2 separate regions of the Mus musculus genome follow, and region 1 is linked to region 2. Evidence: chromatin loops called from intact Hi-C (ENCODE). Cell type or tissue: heart. All regions are shown on one strand.

The links. Hi-C counts contacts between places; a loop is a spot of excess contacts. Peaks named below come from ENCODE experiments on the same cell type or tissue, not always from the same donor. Only the 100,000 strongest peaks of a DNase experiment are listed, where the experiment ranks them.
Region 1: it touches region 2 in a loop (6-fold over the local background); 10 of 42 quality-filtered maps call a loop at or near these places.

The regions. Positions count from the first base shown.
Region 1 is chr1:125,604,092-125,612,091 of GRCm38, forward strand. No RefSeq gene overlaps it. Among named protein-coding and RNA genes, the nearest start is that of Slc35f5, 47 kb to the left of the region's middle. In heart, a CTCF peak has its summit at 3,531 (motif pointing right); a DNase peak (open chromatin) is centred at 3,520.
Region 2 is chr1:126,407,048-126,415,047 of GRCm38, forward strand. All of the region lies in intron 4 of Nckap5 (NCK-associated protein 5), which reads right to left. Among named protein-coding and RNA genes, the nearest start is that of Gm35562, 370 kb to the left of the region's middle. In heart, a CTCF peak has its summit at 1,048 (motif pointing left); a DNase peak (open chromatin) is centred at 4,564.

The DNA.
Region 1 (8,000 bases), 800 kb before region 2:
TTAAATGTATTTGATCAGCGAGCTCTTGTTCTTTTGCTGTCTTGTGCAGAGATATTTCCATCCCAGAGAACATGGCTTAGAAAAAACGCTGACTTAGTGATTGACAAAAAGCCGGATGTCTTTCTGTTGTGTGTGTCATTTGAGGTTTTGACAGTAGGAATGCTTCTCCTCCTGAGATAATGAGGACTCTGAAGAGACAATCCATTTCTATAGCTCTCTCAGCAGGCGTGGAGTGCTCTGCAAAGCAACTTTCAGCCCCTAATATGTACAAAGCATCTTCAGTTTGCAGTAAAATACCATGTAGCATAATACTGGTAAGCAGTCCAAAAGTAACATCTCCGATCCTTTTCAAATCGACTCAAAACAGCTGAAGCAGCTTCCCAATTAAGGCCAAAATGTCTGGGAGGGCATCGGGTTGTTAGAAGCAGAAGGGAGCTTTATAAAAGTCCCAGCTACCGGTCATTGAGAATGAGGCTCCCTTTGCTGCTGGGATTCTGTGCACATTTGTTTTGAAACGGGAATTAGAATTAATTGAGTCTGAAGTGTTACGTGGGGATGTACCTTTTCCTAAATGTAAAAAACATAGGCTAGATAATTCAGTCAGAAATGGAAAAATCATTGTCCCATTGCCCTTAAACTAGAAGGCTGGCTAATTTAAATAATACAGAGCCCAGAGAGAGGTCATTGGCAATCCTGGAGCACACAGAATGAGCCTCTGCTCTGGGTTTCCCACTGGTACCCATTAAATCTGGATTGATGGCTCAGTGGGTAAAGGTACTTGCCACCAAACTCTGATGCCCTCCCTCAGTTTGAGCTCTTAGGACCCACACGAGAGGAAAACAGTCTCCCACAGGCTGTCCCCTGACTGTCAGAAGTGTGCTGCGATAAGCACGTCCACACACATAGCCTCACACAATTAATCGTAAAATTAAATCTTAAAGACGACTTGGAATATTCACGGGAGAGCAAGAGATAAAGGTGAAGGTTATTTATTTATTTATTTATTTATTGGCAGATGACCTCTCATGTGTAATTAGGGAAAGGAGGGGAGAGAGACACACAGGGAGAGATAAACAGAAAGATAGACAGAAACCTTGAGTTACCTCTGACTCACTAGGCATCTTTTCTATTATAAATAACATTACCCACCTCTCAGTTCTGCTTGCTCAATGGCTCTGGTAAATGTTCTTTGAAATCTACCTGTACAAATATTATGTGTATACTAAATAACAGCTCTTGCGTTGAGAAAGGTAATTAAATCCAACACATCTGTGTAGGGGGAACACGTATCAGAGAAGCTTCGGGGAGTCCCTCAGTGAATGGCACATGCTTCAGTGTCAAGGGATGGATGCTCTTGGAGATGCACGTTGTACAAAAACATACGAAAACAACAACAGTGAATGGGTTGCAGATGTTGCCTTGGAAGATGATCGAGAAGAGGGGGCATTCTCAGCCATCGTGAAGAAAGAAAGGCTGCATGAAGAACAGTGGTTCTCAACCTTCCTAATACTGTGTCCCTGTAATACTGTCCCTTGTGTTGGAGTGGCCCTCAGGCATAAAAGTATACCCATTGCTACTTCATAACTAATTTTGCTTCTGTTAGGAATCAGTGTTTTCTTACGGTCTCAGCCACCCTTGCAAAGGGGCCGCAGCCCTCAGGTGGAGAACCATTAATCCAGAAGGTGACATTGAGTAGACACTGAAGGTGAAGGTCGGTTTTTGAGAAGTCCAGGGGAGAAGAAAGCAAACAATTTTGTAAAACTGGGCAGGTCTGTGAGATCCTAGGGGCAAGGTGTTTTGGAACTAGATTAACAAAGTGTTAGGAGCTGGGGAGGTTAAAGCTGACTGTCAACTTGAAAGGATTTGGAACCACGGACCTTCGGGGGTGCCTGTGAGGAATGATCCAGTTTGTATGCACTGAGGTGGGGAGAATCACCCCAGCTCTGGGCAGCACCATATTCATGGACTCTGAACTGAATAGAAGAAGAAAGTGAGCTAAGCACAAGCGTTCACCCCTCTGCTTCCTGACTGTGGATGAAGTGTGAGCAGCCGCATCACTCCTGCCACCATGCCTACCCCACCATGGCGGATTGCGCCCTCAAACTAGGAACCAAGATAACCTCTTTGTTGGTCTGGTATTTTCTTACAGCAACACAAAAATAATGGATGTAGAAAGCAATAGAAACTAGTGTTGTAAACTGTGAGTGTTGGTGTCAGCTTGCCTAGGCAGACTTAGATGTAGTATCAAAAGCTTTTTGAAGCTACAGTGGCACCTTGGTTTCTTTCTCGAATTACCCTGCGTACTGCATTCTCTTCTGTTCAGCCAGCAGCTCTGTTCCCTGGTGTCTGTCCTGCGTAACCTGAAGAAACAGCTGTGTCTCAGATGCTATCAATACTGTGAAAGTACAGTATGGGACAAGTGTGCTAGTGCCTTCCTAGAGGTGGCCTGCATCACTGATACAAGCAACAACTCAGTGGCCAAAGCCAGACATGGCCACACCTGGCCTCAGTGGGACAGGAGACATAGCCAGTCTTCAAAGAGGAAGGGGATGTAAAATATATTGAATAATTTGCCCAAAGCCTTGAAGGCAAGAATGAGTGTTTTACACTAATTATTCACAGGGTTACAAGCCACAGAAATTTTCTACAGAAAATCATGTGGTCTGGAGAAACTGAAAACAACACAAACAATAACAACAACAACAACAACAAAAAACAGGCCAAAAAACCAAGGAATGTGTGTGTGCGCGTGTGTTCGCGCACACGTAAAAGAGACAGAGATACAGAGACACAGACAGACAAACAGCACACACACACACACACACACACACACACACACACACACACACACTAGTTTTAATTGTTGGCTCCAGCCCTTCAGAAGATCTTATTCACAAGCCCCAGGAATCTGCAGTTTGAATAGGCAGCCAGATGGATAGTGTTTAGACTGTCTCATCCACAGATCTTAGTTTAAGACCTGGAATTGTGAGATCAGTGGGACTGAAAATGGTGGCTGAGATGGGGTAGTGACTGAGGACCCAGCTGGTCACTTAGAGTGCAGGAACTGAGGGCCGTGGGTTATAGGGGCAGCAGCCTGGGGACACTGCAAGAGGAACAGAGGTGGGTTTCTGGAGGGATTCTGGTACAAACAGCCAAGCAGCAGGGCAGCGAAGGGCGCAAATGCCAGCAGCTGAGATTAAGAACGTCACAGGATGGTCTTGCTCAAGCAAATAGCTTTCCACCCATGCTCACACAGTCAGCTCTAATTAAATGCAGTGGGGCACGGCAGCAACAAAAGGAACATGAAAGTCAGTTGGAGGAGGGCTGGACTGGAAAGATGGCTTAGCAGCTAAGAGCGCTTGCTCTACACACACACACACACACACACACACACACACACACACACACACACACACACACCCCTTTCCAAGGCTGGAGAGGGAACACTGAGATCTTTAGCAAAAGACAGCCCTCTTCATAGGGCTTGACAGTCCCACTAAAACTTGCTTGCCTTTGGCCAGCAGGGGGCGCTATGGCAGCACGGATGCTGATGGTTGACTAAACTGCAGAATCCTGCAGGCTGGGATTATTAGCCCGACCCACAGCACAGCATTTTGAGCGCTTCATTTATTACTTTTATAGCCATGAACCTTCAGAGGAGGAACTTTTAAGGTTTCTTTTTAATTATTAAGGCATCTAGGTTTTTTCTGAAGTGCCAATTCCGATAGTCAAAAAGAAATTAATTTCACAGAGTTTAAGGGAATTATTGCCCGTTTATTGACTTCCCTTGAGGCATATAGTGGCGATTAGGAAAGTGAGGAGAAAAACCAGGAAGAGAAAAGTGCATGGTGGCCACGGCAGGAAGGAGGACTACTGTGTCACCCTGGGACCCTTCCTGTTGCATTTTTCATATTTTTATACATCTTTACTTATTAAAAACTTTTAAGATAAAAAAAAATGCTTAGGTATGTGTATCTGCCTGCGAAAGTCAGAAGAGAGTATCAAAAAACGCTGGAGCTAGAGGAAGTGGCAGTTGTGTGGAGCCCAAAGTGGGTGCTGGGAATTGAATCCAAGTCCTCTGCAAGAGCAACAGCTGCTCCAGTCTGGTGTGTGTGTGTGTGTGTGTGTGTGCGCGCACACACACACACACATACACACACACACACCCATGTGGAGATCAGAAGTCAATTTTCAGAGTCAGTTCTTTCCTTCTACCGAGTAGGTCTTTCAGGTTTAGCAACAAGTGCCTTTATACTCACTGGGCCACCCTGCCAGCCTCTGCACGTTGTGGTTTGCTGCCCAGGTGATTTCTAGAGGGAGTGTGTCCCTTCACTTTTGTACCCGTAATAATGCATGGTAGTTATTTCTCAACACCTCTGAAAACATGTGTATCACTAATCTTTTTAACATTTGCCGTTCTGAGAGGGAATTACAGAAGTTGGGAGTAGTTTAAACTGGCATCTCACTCCTGGGAGGATAACACTCTTTCTTCCTTAAATTTTATTTGTATGGTTAGGGATGAAGCTCAGGTGGTAGCACGCTCGCTCGCTTAGCACACATAGAACCCTGATCTGTGTGGAGGCCAAAGGGAAATCTCACACATATTCCTCAGGTAGCATTCACCTCATTCTTTTTTTGTTTCTTTTGTTTTGCTTTTTATTAACAGCATTTTAAAAAATATTTTTTATTACGTATTTTCCTCAATTACATTTCCAATGCTATCCCAAAAGTCCCCCATACTCTCCCCCCCACTCCCCTACCCACCCATTCCCACTTTTTGGCCCTGGCATTCCCCTGTACTGGGGCATATAAAGTTTGCGTATCCAATGGGCCTCTCTTTCCAGTGATGGCCGACTAGGCCATCTTTTGATACATATGCAGCTAGAGTCAAGAGCTCCGGGGTACTGGTTAGTTCATAATGTTGTTGTACCTACAGGGTTGCAGATCTCTTTAGCTCCTTGGGTACTTTCTCTAGCTCCTCCATTGGGGGCCCTGTGATCCATCCAATAGCTGACTGTGAGCATCCACGTATGTGTTTGCTAGGCCCCAGCCTAGTCTAACAAGAGACAGCTATATCAGGGTCCTTTCAGCAAATGCTTGCGAGTGTATGCAATGGTGTCAGCGTTTGGAAGCTGATTATGGGATGGATCCCTGGATATGACAGTCTCTAGATGGTCCATCCTTTTGTCTCAGCTCCAAACTTTGTCTCTGTAACTCCTTCCATGGGTGATTGTTTCCAATTCTAAGAAGAGGCAAAGTGTCCACACTTTGGTCTTCGTTCTTCTTCAGTTTCATGTGTTTTGCAAATTGTCTTATATCTTGGGTATACTAAGTTTCTGGGCTAATATCCACTTATCAGTGAGAACATATCATTTGAGTTCTTTTGTGATTGTGTTACCTCACTCAGGATGATGCCCTCCAGGTCCAACCATTTGCCTAGGAATTTCATAAATTCATTCCTTTTAATAGCTGAGTAGTATCCATTGTGTAAATGTACCACATTTTTTTTGTGTCCATTCCTCTGTTGAAGAGCATCTGTGTTCTTTCCAGCTTCTGGCTATTATAAATAAGGCTGCTATGAACATAGTGGAGCATGTATTAACAATATTTTTATTAGATATTTTCTTAATTTACATTTCAAATGCTATCCCGAAAGTCACCTATACCCTCCCCCCACCCACCTACTCCTGCTTCCTGGCTCTGGCATTCCCCTGTACTGGGGCATACAATCTTCACAAGACCAAGGGCATCTCCTCCCATTGATGGCCGACTAGGTCATCCTCTGCTACATGCACAACTAGAGACACAACACTGGGGGTACTGATTATTTCATATTGCTGTTCCACCTATAGGGTTGCAGATCCCTTTAGCTCCTTGGGTACTTTCTCTAGCTCCTCCATTGGGGGCCCTGAGTTCCATCCAATAGATGACTGTGAGCATCCACTTATGTGTTTGCCAGGCACTGGCATACATTCCCCTCATTCTTATGAGAAGGCATCTCTCACTGACTCTAGACTTACCTAATAGTCTAGGCTAGCCAGTCAGCAAGACTCAGGAATCCTCCTGTGTCCACCCCCTCAGCTGACATGCCTTTTTTTAAAATGTGAGTTCTGGTGGATTTAGTTCAGGTCTTCTGCATGCAAGGCAAGCACGTTACTGACTGAGCCATCTCCTCAGCCAGACTTTATTTTTCATTAGGATATCCCAGCATGCTGAAGTGGCATATCATTGTGATTCTTGATTTCTGTTGTTCTTCTGTGCCTAGGATGGTTTAATTTTAAGTGCTGTCTTGATTGGGCCACTAGATCCATAGATAGGTGGTTAAATGTTCCTTTCTGGGTGTGTCTGTGAGGGTGTTCCCAGATAGGGGAACACCAGAATAAGTGGATGGAAGGAATAAAGGATTCTCGAGGGTATGTGAGGTCATCTAGTTTATTGAAGGCTTAGATAGAGTCTAAAAGCAGAGGGGGCTTGAGCTAGTTCTGCTTGACCCCTTGAGCAAGGGCTTCCTGATTCCCGGGAGAGGTTCCCACACCATCAGCTCTCTGACTCTCAGGAGTTCACACTGTGCTGACTCCAGCCTCTGAATCTCCAGTTTGCTCATAGTTCATCATGGAACTCAGCCTTCATCTTCAGCAATCGGGGAAGTGAGCAGACAGGCCCCACTGGTCCTGTTCCTCTAGAACCCCAGCTAATATGACAGTGATTATGTCTGAATGTGACATGTCTCCCATAATACTCAGCATTTGACCACTCATCTCCAGGTAGTGACACTGCTCTGAAAGGCTCTAGAATCTTCAGGTGGTAGAACCTTCCTGGAGGAAGTGAGTCACTTGAGTTTTATAGCCTAGACCTACCTTCTGTCTTAAGATGCAATATGACCAGCCAGGTTCCTGTGCCCGTGGCTGTTGTTGTGACATTCTCACTACAAGGGAATTATTTTAGACATAAAGTTCAGGGCTGATGGTCCATCTACTGTCAGGGGCCTTGAGGTCTGTGTTTGCATTTCTCTAATGACCCTGAATGCTAAGTATTTTTTTTTCCTGAGCATATAGGCTATTTCTATGTAATTCTAGGAGAAACACTGACTGAAGTTCTTTGATCATTCCTAAATTCAGTTATCTTTTAGTTGTTGAGTTGTGGCACTTCTTTGTATATCCTGGGCACTTGTCTCCCCGTACGTGCAGGATTTAATTCATAGAGACGACTGGATGATAAGAAGCCAGTGCCTTCAAAGTGGGGAGGGGACACACCACATCACAGGGCCACAAGGGGCATGGAGCACCAGGCTGGGAGAGAGGACTAGGTAGGAAGCAGAGGACTCTGCAAGCAAAGTAGGGCAGGACAGAGCAAACAGCCAAGGAGAAGCCATCTTGAGTAACACCACTGGACATCAGGCTGGCCTGATAGCTGATACCCTAGGATGATTTAGAGTGATATTGGCTTAGGCAGTGCTATGAGAAGGTGAACAGTGGGCCAGCCTTTGGTCTGCACTTGAAGGGAGTTCCTGGGAAGCTGAGCGGCAAGGGCTGTATGCATTCTTTGGCTGCTAGCTCAATCTGACTCGTGGCTACAGAGTAGATGGGCAGACTCTAAGAAAGCACGGAGCAGTGCTGTTGTGGTTCCACTATGGTGCCGTGAGTAACAACCTGAGCAAATGCAGCTCAGAGGCACGAAGCAGTGCCCTGGCATCTGTTGTGGTTCCACTATGGTGCCGTGAGTAACAACCTGAGCAAATGCAGCTCAGAGGAGGAAAAGAGACTCTTCCAGCTTGCAATTCCAGACCACAGTCCATCGTTGTGAGGACTCGAGGCCAGAATTCAAGGCACAAACTTGAAGGCAGGCCTGCTTGCTTTTCCATACAACACTACCTTGGAAAAGAAACTCACGGCACAGCAAAAGCCATCCAGTAGGAACTGTGGAGGATGCTGGATACGAGCTGGCTCTTCAGGCCAGCGTATTCTCAACCAGCTTTCACGTAGAATTCAAAATCATCTGCC
Region 2 (8,000 bases):
CCCTGAGATTCCACCTCACACCAGTCAGAATGGCTAAGATCAAAAATTCAGGTGACAGCAGATGCTGGCGAGGATGTGGAGAAAGAGGAACACTCCTCTATTGTTGGTGGGATTGCAAGCTTGTACATCCACTCTGGAAATCAGTCTGGAGGTTCCTCAGAAAATTGGACATACTACTACCGGAGGATCCCGCAATACCTCTCCTGGGCATATATCCAGAGGTTCCAACTAGTAAGAAAGACACATGCTCCACTATGTTCATAGCAGCCTTATTTATAATAGCCAGAAGGTGGAAAGAACCCAGATGCCCCTCAACAGAGGAATGGATACAAAAAATGTGGTACATTTACACAATGGAGTACTATTAAAAAGAATGAATTTATGAAATTCGTAGGCAAATGGATGGACCTGGAGGGCATCATCCTGAGTGAGGTAACCCAATTGCAAAGGAACTCACACAATATGTACTCACTGATAAGTGGATATTAGCCCAGAAACTTAGAATATCCAATATATAAGATACAATTTGCTAAACACATGAAACTGAAGAAGAACGAAAACCAAAGTGTGGACACTTTGCCCCTTCTTAGAATTGGGAACAAAACCCTTCCTTTCTTCAGCAGCCCTTGTCAGGTATTTTGTCTAGGCAGCAAGAGCAGTAACTAACATAAGTTATTGAATCTTGCTGCTACTGTTCTTTGTGTTTAGAATTTTATGCATGGAGTTCCATGTGTGTCTCTGAACAAGATCATACTTTCCCAAACTCTGTGAACAGAGCCAACCATGTAGTGAGGATTAACCTTAGCTGCCTATGAGAAGTAACCTAATCTAAGAATAGATTCAAGTAGAGCACTCCTACAAACAACACAGTTAAGACCATCTTTACACTCTGCCCATAGCAACACACTCCTAGCATAATCTTTAGCTTCTTCCCAATCTGCCCATCAGCTTTGGCAAAGACTATCTTCATCCTACAAGGTGAAATTCTTGCCAGTTATGGTAAGATTTGCCTTAGATACAAAGATAGACATGCGCCACCTAGTGTCCGGATGTCAGAAGTGTGGGTCAGCCATGCCTCAGCTGGCAAACCATTTGTTACCACTCAGAGCTGTGCTTAAACTTGTCCTTTGAGTGACAATGAACTGCAGACATAAGGTTTTCTAACTTCCTGTAAGACGTTGAAATACAAGTTTAGGTCCAGGAGGCTTCGTGTTTGTCCCTCTCTTCCCTAAGTGGCAGTTTGGCTCAAGGTTATCCCTGATCCTTTTTGGTCTCGCTTTCTTCCCTCTTTCACAGTTCACCCTTAGAGCCTGTACCCTATCTTCCACAACTTGGAAATATGTGTGCTTTCTACCCCCACATGTGCAGAAGAAACTGGGGACAAGTGGCTAACTGCCTGCCTATTAGCACACCAAAGCATATGCTGGCCTCTAGGCTCTCAGCCCTTCTCACCCAGACCCCTACCCTAAAGTTTCCAGCTTCTCATTCCTGTAGAACCTGACATTTTGGCCATGCACCCCACTGCTGTTTGTTCTCTCTTCTCTCTTCTCTCTTCTCTCCTCCTCCTCCACCTCCTGCTCCTCCTTCTCTTCCTCCTCCTTCTTCTCTCAATCTCCCTCTCCCTCCACCTCCCTCTCCCTCCCTCCCCCTTCCCTCTCCCTTCCTTCCCCCCCCTTTCTCTCTCCTGGTCCTCTTTGCTCTTGGACTGTATGCCCACTCTCTCTTCCCCCTCTCTTTCTTGGTCTTTTTTCTTGTGGCCCCCACCCCAGCACCTCCTCTCCTGTTCTGACCCATTCTCTTGGCCATGCTTAGTCTACCAGTTTCTCTCCCTCTCTGGCCTCTTCCAGATGCCTCTGTGAACTCTCCCTCAGATCCACTATAAAAACCTTCTCTACCATGCCACGCAGCAGTCATGGCCTCATTTTAACCAGCGATTTCTTCAGAAAGGATGTCCTACAAGAACAGATGTGAGGTTAGGAAAGATGGCTCACTCAGTAAAAGCGCTTGCAGCACAAGCCTGAGGACCTGAGTTCAGATCCCACCACCCATAAACATAAACATCCAGTGTGCTGTGGCTCAGATCTGTAACTCCAGCACTGGGAAAGCCGCATGGCTGAGTTAGTTAAAAAGACAGATGGAGCCCTTGGGCATGTTGACTGCTAGGTTAGCTGTATCCATGAACTCCATGCTCAAAGACCTCATCTAGAAGAATAATGTGGAAAGTGGTTGAGGAAACAACCTGTCATCAATCTCCAGCCTCCATATACACTCACACACAAGACGGGCATACCCTCTGTACTGGCTAGTTTTGTGTCAACTTGACACTGCTGGAGTTATCACGGAGAAAGGAGCTTCAGTTGAGGAAATGCCTCCATGAGATCCAACTGTAAGGCATTTTCTCAATTAGTGATCATGGGGGAAAAGGCCCCTTGTGGGTGGGACCATCTCTGGGCTGGTAGTCTTGGTTCTATAAGAGAGCAGGATGAGCAAGCCAGGGGAAGCAAGCCAGTAAGGAACATCCCTCCATGGTCTCTGCATCAGCTCCTGCTCCCTGACCTGCTTGAGTTCCAGTCCTGACTTCCTTGGTGATGAACAGCAGTATGGAAGTGTAAGCCGAATAAACCCTTTCCTCCCCAACTTGTTTCTTAGTCATGATGTTTGTGCAGGAATAGAAACCCTGACTAAGACACCCTCCCTCGGGGGCACACCTGTATATACCACACAGACAAACACACACAGTGAGAAAGGGGCCAGAAAGAGATATTTTGAAAGTGGTTAGGTCATTTCTATCATAGCCAAGAAATACTGTTCATGGAGAGTTTTTAATTTCTTTAAGACTCACTTAATTACTGAATCTCAAATTCACATAAAGTGCCGAGTTTTAGATTAAAGATCTGCACAGGAAAACATTTTGAGTTTTTTAAGCACTGTACCCACATTTACAAGAGCTATAGTCTTGTAGGTTGAAAAGGAATTGCTGTATTGAAAGCAGAAGTATAAACACAGTATATTAAGCTACAGCATCTTATTTAGTTATTTGATTCTTTGATACTTTCATACATATTTAGAATACATTCTGATCACATTCATCCGTCCAATCTCCGCTATCTTCCTTCCACCAAGTGTCCGTCCCATTTCCATGTCTTCTTGTCTTGATTTGGTTTTTATTTTGTGGACTATGGGGTTTAACAAGGACCACGCTTATAAGCCTAGGTGTGCAGCTGTCTACTGGAGCTTGAGTAAGTCACCATTGTCCACACAGATAACGACACAGACTGCTCTCTCGCCCTTGACTGCCTTTAGCTCCCTTATGAGTACAATGCCCAATGAGCTCCTTGCCTATCTGTAATGATAACTGAATGTTTACAGACTCTGTCTTGTGCAGGTACTTGGCAGAAATTTCAATTGTGTGAGTACTACAGCCAAGTCATGCCCACAGACAACTGGTCATGGCTCTCCTCCCTGCCCATTAGCGCTTACCACCACCCCCACCCCCACTTCTGAGATATTCTCTTAGCGTTTAGGGGTGGTGGTGGCATGGGTGCCCTACTTAATGGTGAACACTCAACAGTCACTTGTTACTTATTTATTTATTTATTTAGTTAGTTAGTTATATGTGGTGTGTGTGAGGCAATGACCACCATAAATGTCTGCTATTTTTGGAGATTATAATTTAATTACAACATTTCTCCCTTTCCTTCACATCCCTTCCTCCAGGCTCTCTGATCCATACACCCTTCCCTACCTCCTATTCTCCTTCAAATTCATGACTTCTTTTTTGTTTAAACAAATTTATTTTTTAGTTTAAATGAACTAATTTATTTTAACTTACTATGTAGCTTATTCTTAATTTAATTTAACTAATTTGTTATGACAAGGCCTCTTGCTTTGATGCGGGGCTCACTGATTTTGCTAGACTAGCTGTCCTGTTTCACCCTCACCATGGTTAGGTTCATAAGCACTGATACCATGTCTGGTTGTTTAAATATGGGTTCTGAGGTCTTCATCCTTGTACTGACAACCCCTTTACCAACAAGCCTGTGTGTGTGTGTGTGTGTGTGTGTGTGTGTGTGTGTGTGTGTGTCCAAATCTGTCCTCTGGTTTTGCATGCCTGTGCAGTGTGCATGGGTATATTGAAACACAGGGAACTAGACACAAGAGACAGAACAAACAACAAAAAGGAGACATACATATATCTTAAAGGAAAATAAAAATAAAAGTCATCTATAGAGATCCTAAATTTCTCTTTAACATCCTCAAGATTGTAGCCTCTATCACATATACGTTATTCTTATTCTGAAGGAAGCACTAAATTTACTTCTGTGGTCCTCTTTTTATTTAAGAAATATTCCATTCTACTCTTTATATCTTCAAGATAGATAGCCTTAGACAGACACTAGGAAAGTAAGAACTTTTGGAGCCATGTGTGACTACCCTTAAATTATTTCCTATAATTAGAATAACCACGAGGCTGTAAAGCAAGTGTTTGTCTCAACAGCAGAAGCCATGGAATAGCCATGGTAATGTTTGCTGTGTGAGGGAATGGCTTCCTGCCATGGCCCGATGGCGGTTAACCAATGACAGTCAGAACACTGGGGACACAGTGAGTAAGGGAAAGTACAGGCAGTGCAAACACAAGGACCTGAGTTTCATCCCTGGATTCTACGCTTAAAACAGAAACAGAAACAAAAAGGCACTGTGGTGACCAGGTGCCTGTGATCCCAGCTCCTGAGATGTGCATGTGTACACTCAAACTCGGGGTGGGGGTGGGAGGGGTTACAAGAGAAAGAACACACAACAAAAACAATGTGAGGGCAGTTGAGAACCAGAGTGACATTTACACAACCATGGGGGTGGGGGGGACAAATATCAGAGAAGTCCACCATATAACAGCTCCATCTCTACTGAGGGAACACAATGTGTGAAAATGGTCCACCACACCATTGGTTCTTGGTTTTGTTTGGTTTTAGTTGTTGTTTTGTTTTTTGTTTCATGAATACCAGGTTTCAAGGAGCTTCAAGCAAAAGAGGGATGAGAAGGAGAGAGGGAGGGAAAGAGGGAAGGAAAGAGGGAGGGAGGGAGGGAGGGAAGGAGGGAGGGAGGGAGGGAGGGAGGGAGGGAGGGAGGGAGGGAGGGAGGGAGGGAGGGAGGAAAGAAATCCAATGAACACTTTTAATACCAAGGAGGAATTAAAGGTCTATTGCTCCAAGTGAAGCTCAAAGACTTGCTGTGAAACTTTTCAGGGGGCTGTGGGAGGGTTAATGAATTGAAATCAGAATTGCTTCTGAGTCCTGACAGGTTCCCCTGACCCCAATACCCAATACAGCTAAACACACAGTTCATAGTGAAAAGCAGAATAGAAGCATTGCAAAGTGTGGCCTAGGAAAAGGAGAACAAAGAGATCCAGTGGCCTCCTGAGTCCATCTCTGGAGTCCTGACTTAAGGTCTAGGTTTAAACACAGGGTGCAGGGCTGTAGAGATGGCTCAGTGGCTAAGAGCAGTACTGTTCTTTCAGAAGCCTGGGGTTGGTTTCCCAGTACCCATTTTGGCTCATAACCATCACAACTCCAGTTGCAGGGAATCCAATGCCCTCTTTCAGCCTCCTTGGTACCAGGCATACCATACATTGCCCTTACATGCATGCGGTTAAAACACATATAAAAATAAACACATGTAAATGATGCAAATAATACATACACAGACACATACATAGAGAATACGAGTTTGAGAGGTTTGCACAGCTAAGCAATCCTAGTCAAGATGTGGTCCCATCCATGACTGACGTTGCACTGTCTCAGCTCGTCTCTCCTACAAGGGGTTCTAACAAGCTGCCATAACTCCATAACATCCCCTCCTGAGGATAATCCAGTTCCTTGGGGTTGAATTTCAGGACTCTGACAGCCACAGAGATGGACATCAGTTCAGTTTTAGAGCAGCCCCATTCCTGCCAGGATAGCTAGTGTGTGTGTGTGTGTGTGTGTGTGTACATGTATGTGTTTGAACTCTACTACCTCTGTTTGTACACACAGCAGAATATAGAGTCCAAGTCATGTTTACTGAAGGCTCCAAACTCTATCTGGCTTCACAGGAATCCAAGATTTCTTGGCTTCCCCATTACAAGAAGCAATGGAGAAGCCCCATAGGAAGCCAAGGAAAAACATTTAACTTGATGGGGTCCTTGAGCATCTTGGAAAACCTAACAATTAGACCTCATTACCATGAAAGGTTACAGATCAAAACTACTTAAGGACAACCTTATATTTTGACTGTGATAAAACTTCTGATTAAAACCTTTTGCAGGCTGAGGGGACAGCTCAGTGGGTAAAGTATTTGTTGTGCAAGCATGAGGACTTGACTTTACTCCCAAGAACATACATTTAAAATAAAAACTGGTCATGATGGTAGGTTTATAATCCCAATGTTGGGCAGACAGACAGGCAGATCCCAGGGACTCACTGCATGTGGCCAGCCAGTGTAGCTTTCCTAGTGAGCACCAGGCCAATGGAAGACCCTGTCTCAAACACAAGGTGGATGGCACCTGAGGAATGAGAGCTGAGGCTGACCTCTGTGCACCTATGAATACACAAGAGCACCTGTACACATACAAACACATGCGACAAACACTTCACATGAAGCTCTCAGGTGCATGGCTTCTCTTGGGGACTTTTACAGTGATATCGAACATATTCTTAAGACCGACCGCAAGCAGTGGACCAGAGCTTCTCTCTGGTTATTGTTTATTCGGATGCCTTCCACTTTCGTATTGACATGCATTCTGGTTTCAAAGGAACTTCCCCTTTCTTTTCTCAGTTGCCTGAACCTTTTAGCTTTAACTTCTATTTTCTCTGTCAAGCAGTGTTACATCAGATGAATTCCAATTCAAATCACCTATTGTTTGCACTCAGCCTTGTAATCTGACGAAAAACCTTTTTCTGGTATTTCTAGACAAGGTAATTTATCTGTTTTATAAGTTTGGATTCTCTCAAAACTTAAGAACCTTAAATATGAGCCTGTCTCAGTTAAGAAGAAACGTGCGCATCAGGTGAACCTTTCCTTAAGCTCCAACTGGGCTAAGGAGACAGAAGCAAAAGAAGTGAGGCTCAGCAGGATAGGACAGAGATTCCAACCGCCCCCCAACACACGCACGCACACACACACACAAGAAGTTGATTTTCAAAGGGCTCTTTGTTAGAACGCCACTATGGAGAAACAAGGAAAGTTTCTTTTGGAAGCAGAGACGGATCTCTCCATCATTTATACATGATCCTTCTCAAACATCTGTAGTGTGCTAACTTCAAAACCTAAGGAGTCCAACTGAGTGTTGTGTGCAATGCAATATATATATATATTTGGGGCTGGGAGATCACATGCACAATTTCTCAAGTTCATTCTTAAAAAAAAATAATGTCATGTGTGGTAGGATTTAGTGAGGATGTGCTTGCAATTCCTGGGGTTCACTGGCAAGCTAGCCTAGCCTATTCAGTGAGGTCTGGCCCAGTAAGACATGCTGTCTGAAAAGATAAAGTGAATAGCACATGAGGAGCAACATGTGACATTGACCTCCTGCCTTCAAATGTGAACACCTATACAGGGACATGAGCACACAGACCCATGTTAACACACATCTATACAGGTACATGAACGCACAGACCCATGTGAACACACACCTATATGCACAAGCACAAGGTTTTTTTTTTTTTTTTTTTTTTGTTTTTTTTTTAAGTTCTTCCTTCAAATTGTTGCCTTGTTTCAACTGTCAAACACTAAAACTGGTCACCAGAAGAGGGCAGATAGTGGGAGGAAGCCCTGAAGTCTCAATCCAATGCTGACCTGGGAGACTTGCGATCCTTGATGCAATACCTACTTCTGGGCACCTGACTCGCTTCCTTAACTGCTCTGGGTTGATTATTCAATTGGATAATAATTGGGAGCCAGGAAGACACGGTTTTGTATTTTTGATATGAAATAGTATAGATACCATAGAGTAAGGTCCCAAAACT